2 separate regions of the Homo sapiens genome follow, and region 2 is linked to region 1. A link is an interaction called in ENCODE POLR2A ChIA-PET data of the cell type or tissue named here. Cell type or tissue: GM12878. All regions are shown on one strand.

The links. Peaks named below come from ENCODE experiments on the same cell type or tissue, not always from the same donor. Only the 100,000 strongest peaks of a DNase experiment are listed, where the experiment ranks them.
Region 2: POLR2A ChIA-PET joins it to region 1 with 5 read pairs; 6 of 35 experiments call an interaction of 5 or more read pairs at or near these places.

What each region holds. Positions count from the first base shown.
Region 1 is chr3:46,959,785-46,962,284 of GRCh38, forward strand. All of the region lies in intron 1 of CCDC12 (coiled-coil domain containing 12), which reads right to left. Among named protein-coding and RNA genes, the nearest start is that of CCDC12, 16 kb to the right of the region's middle. RefSeq lists enhancers at 682-781, 829-1,330. In GM12878, no CTCF peak of the experiment used is centred here; no DNase peak of the experiment used is centred here; H3K27ac peaks cover 1,090 bases.
Region 2 is chr3:47,105,822-47,108,321 of GRCh38, forward strand. It overlaps SETD2 (SET domain containing 2, histone lysine methyltransferase), which reads right to left. Exons shown (of 21, transcript NM_014159.7): 6 at 176-299. Among named protein-coding and RNA genes, the nearest start is that of SETD2, 57 kb to the right of the region's middle. In GM12878, no CTCF peak of the experiment used is centred here; no DNase peak of the experiment used is centred here.

The sequences.
Region 1 (2,500 bases):
TCCTGCCCCTCCTCTGCCTAAAATCCCTCCACCTCTTTCACACCTGGAAACAGCTATCACTCTCCATGCCATCCACTCAATCCCTCAAGTGTTTTCTCAGCACCTCTACCAGCTCAGGCTCTGTCTTGTGAGTTATGCAGCCTGGGACAAAGCCCAAATGGGGACACTACTCATAAGCCAACCAATGAGATAAAGCAGGGTATGTATATCGATACTGGGTTGAGCGCTCTCCTCCACGCGACATGCATGCAAGTGTTGTCCCCCATCCCCTGTCCATGCCCTCCCTCCAAGACACTGACAGCTCTCCTCTGCCCCTCCTCCGTGGATGGCAGTATACAGTATTATACCTGGGGGTACACAGATCAGCCTTCCCACAGGGCCCCAGCCTGACCGTGCTTGAGGCAAGGGCCAGCCTCACTGACCCCATTTCCCACCCAGGCTCTGTGCACAGAGAGGCCTCAACAATAACACTTGTAACAGCCAGATGTGGAAACTGACTCCTCACCCCAGACACAGCCCAGCATTCACTCTCACTTCCTACATAGATGGAAGCTGCCTGAGTCATGGACTCCTGGGCCCAGGACAGGAAAGTCCTGCTTTAACCAGATGATGTCAAACACAGGTGCTTTTTCTTCAGGATTCAAATTACCCTGCAAGAAATCTAGTGGTGCCCTGCCCTGAAAACAATGGGAGGGGGGCTGTCCTTGAAAGGACAAATGTTTTCTGCTCCAGCCACTCACATTTTCTCTAGACAGAGCAGCTCTTTAGAGCCCTGAATCAAAACAGCCCAGGAGTGTGGATGTTACTGCCACAGGGCACCGTTGCCGAAGCAACTGTTTTTCCTCTTGGAATTCTTTCAAGGATACAAGCTGTTGCTTCCCTCCAAAACAAAACCAGGGAGAAGCCAGGGCCCCAGAATTTAAGGGAAAGCTCCGAAGGAAGGAAGAGGGCCAGGCATGACTGAGCCTTATCAAGCTCGCTATGGGGTCTCCCAGATCTCCGAACAACTGGCTTAGAAACAGCAAGTCCGTCTCAGCTGCTGAAGGTGTATGTGTAGGGAAAGGCAAATTGTGGGTATGGAGGTATAAAGGTGGTGCTGCTTATGTGTGTTTTGAGGTGTGTATGAGATATGTATTGGTGTAAAGGGGTTGGGGTTTGTAGGTGTGGGTTGGGGGCATGTGGAGGGGTGCTGTGGAGTGTTGGAGGTGTGCAGGGAATGGGAGGGTGTGGGGAGAAGGGAGGTACTATTGTGGGGGGAAGTGTGTGGGGTAGGGCCTGGGGTGTGTGGTGGTGTTGTGAGGTTAAGGGAGTGTAAGGAGGTGGGATGCACTGTAGGCAGGGGGCTGGGTGTGGAGAGTACATGCTGTATGTGCATGTGTATATGCGCTGGAGGTGGGTTGGAGGTATGTGGGATAGGTTACAGAAAATATTCCAAGATGATATATGAGACATCTTCTCCAGAAACAAAAATATGAATTGCATTTCATTTCTGTATTACAATTCTTAGTGCTACAGAATCACATGCTGCTCCCAATGTCTGCAGGGTCAATGGAAGAGCCAAAAACCATTTAAAACATACAGCCCCAGTTTGAAACAACTGACCCTGAAGCAACTATCGGAGGTAACACATATTTCTAGTCAGAACACCCCTGGCTCGGTAGGTCCAGAGTATGGACAGAGTCTGGCTAGCAGGTCAGGAGGCCAGCACTGGAGGGCCTGGCTCAGCAGGTCCTTGTCTTCCCTGGGAGTCCATGTTGTCTTTTCTCTAGTGCACAAAGCCTAAGGGGCTCAGAGTCACAGGACGCAGCATACCCACTACAGTGCCATGGGGCACCCAGGAAATGTCTGAATGTTTTGTTAAAATAAGTTTAAGAGTTGTCTCTGCCTACAAGGAACTGCCTGTCCACTGAAGGGGTGGCATGAATTGGGACTTAGAAGCATGAAAAAACAAATATATTTTAGCAGCTACCACTGCTACTACTACTACTACTATATGTACAATGACAATTATCAGGATGTTATGGAAGGTTAACAGCATGATCATAAACAGTGCATGCCAATTAAGTCACGGGAAACTCTTCTAAAACACAAATGTCAAATATCAAATAGTGCCAAGTCACTGATACCCATATGGGGAGAAAAAGAATCTTGATCCCTACGCACACCACACAAAAGTAAATTCGAGATGGGTTAGAGGTCTAAAGGTTAAAGTAAAACAAGCAAACTTCTAGATTATAACATAAAAGAATATCATCTAGACCTATATGTAGGCAACTATTTCCTTAAACAGGCCACAAAAGATATTAGAAAAAAATGATAAACTACATTAAAATTAAGAACTACTATTCGCCAAAGAATTCAATTTTGGGCCAGGTGAGGCGGCTCTCGTCTGTAATCTCAGCACTTTGGGAGGCTGAGGGGGGTGGATCATCTGAGGTCAGGAGTTCAAGACCAGCCTGGCCAACATGGTAAAACCCTGTCTCTACTAAAAACACAAAAA
Region 2 (2,500 bases), 150 kb after region 1:
GAACCCAGGAGGCAGGGGTTGCAGTGAGCCGAGATCTTGCCACTGCACTCCAGCCTGGGCGATAGAGCGAGACTCCGTCTCCAAAAAAAAAAAAAAAAAAAAAATCAAATCAGTATCAATGGCTCCTTCAAACCTAACAGATCTGTTTCAAGGCAAACATATCCAAGCTGCTTACCTCATCATTCTTCAGGGCCATGAAATAGTAATGGATGTTTTTGTTTCGTGCATACTCCTTCACTCGAGCTTTAAACTCTTTATGATCGAGTACCTCTCCACAATATTCTAGGACAAAGGTGTTCCTGCAAACCAAAAGGAAAAAAATAGCACTTCCTACCTAGGAGCAGTAGGGAAAACATATATGCTCAGGCAAAAATAAGGAATTTAAATAAATACTGCAATGTGGATAAATTCAGTTATTACACAAAATAAATTTCAAACACATGTCAAGTATCTAGCTTCTAACCAAGGTTACTTTTCTCCTTCACAGTACTTTTCAAAGAATGTTGATTCTAAGATGCTTTTATAATTTATACCTACTACCAAAATATATATCCTTTAACTAGATACTAAATCATTCAAGTCTGGCTTACAATATCAAAAAAAGTTATTAACAGCTGGAAAACAGCTCTGAAGAAATCAAGAGACACTGAAAAGTTAGAGGATTTTTGCTCTAAAAAAAAAAAAAAAAAAAAAAAAAAAAAAAAAGGCAGCCGGGCGCAGAGGCTCATGCCTATAATCCCAGCACTTTGGGAGGTAGAGGCGGGTGGATCACCTGAGGTCACAAGTTCGAGACCAGCCTGACCAATATGGTGAAACCCCATCTCTACTAAAAATACAAAAATTAGCCAGGTGTGGTGGCATGCACCTGTAGTCCCAGCTACTTGGGAGGCTGAGACAGGAGAATTGCTTGAACCTGGGAGGCAGAAGTTGCAGTGAGCCGAGATCGCGCCACTGCACTCCAGCCTGGGCAAGAGAGTGAGACTCCGTCTCAAAAAAAAAAAAAAAGGAAAAAGAAAAAGAAGAAGGCAACTTAAATATAGCAGCCCTTCTGCTGTCTTTACTCTCAAAGGTCTCTAAAAATGTTAAAGATCAAATCTAATTCCCTTTATGTAATGACATTCTCTTTGACGTCTCTTTAGAATGTTATCAGTAATTGTTATTTATCTTCTTCTTTGGCATCTTTCAGTTACCCTTTATCTTTGAATGTTCTTTTCTTGATTATTTACCTATTTATTCTGAACTGAAGATATTAAATTATCAGTCTTTTCCCCTTCTCTTAATTCTCTAAAAGCTCATTCTAACCAATGACTTCAACTATTAGTTCTATGTAGACAAATGTTATACTATGTTTTACTCTGAAGTTCTGACATAAAATGGCCTGCCTGAAAGTCTTTTCTTATCCCCTCAAAATAAACATACCCTAATTCTAATGAAAGAAATTTTTTTAATGTAAATCTTTTGTATTTGTTTACAACATACTGGCATAATCAATGTACTTATTAAAGGAGTTAACTTCGCCAACTGAAAAAAATTAAATCCTTTTACTTTAAAAAATAAAGCAATTAAAAACAAATGAGAAAAGAACACATATATTAAAAAGCAGAGCTCAAAAACAGGATTGGAGAAGTTTATAGTGGATGTATATATATATTTATATAGTAGTCCATCACAAACACATTTAGGTCTCAATAATAAAAATCTGATTATTCATGGGTAAACCTAGAAAGTCAAATTATTACCTCTATAACCAATATTTGAAATGTCCTTTCTAACCCCAGAAGCTTATCATCTTGCAAATAATTTAAAATGATGACAAAATTTGAGGTCCTACAATGTTGGACTCTCCACTTCCAGGATTAGTGCCCTCCCTCAAGAAAAAGAAAAGTCACTTTGGGTGGCGGGGGGGGGTGGGGGGGGGGTGGCAGGATTGCTTTGGCCCAGGAGTTCAAGACCAGCCTGAAAAACACAGGAAGACCTCATCTTGACAAACAATAAAAAATTAAAAAATTAGCCGGCCATGGTATTATGTGCCTATAGTCCACTACACCAGTTGAAAGCCTGGGGCAGGAGAATTGCTTGAGCCCTGAGTTTGAATCTACAATGAGCTACAATCACATTACTGCACTCCAGGCTAGGTGACAGAGCAAGACCCCATTGCATTAAAAAAGAAAAAAAAGCTGGGCACAGTGGCTCAAGTCTGTAATTCCAGCACTTTGGGAGGCCGAGGTGGGTAGATCACTTAAGCCTGGGAGTTTCCGACCAGCTGGGCAACATGGTGAAATCCCGTCTCTACCAAAATAAATAAATTTTAAAAAATGTTTTAAAACATTTTTTAAAAACTTAAAAAAGAGAGAAAAAGAAAAATGACATCATGGACTGCCTTGTGAATTAAATGTGGTGACTACAAAACATATATTATCCAGGATCTGGAACTGCACACATAAAAAATATTTCCAATCCCTCTTCTGCCAAAAATCTATCTTCCCTAAACTTACTCATT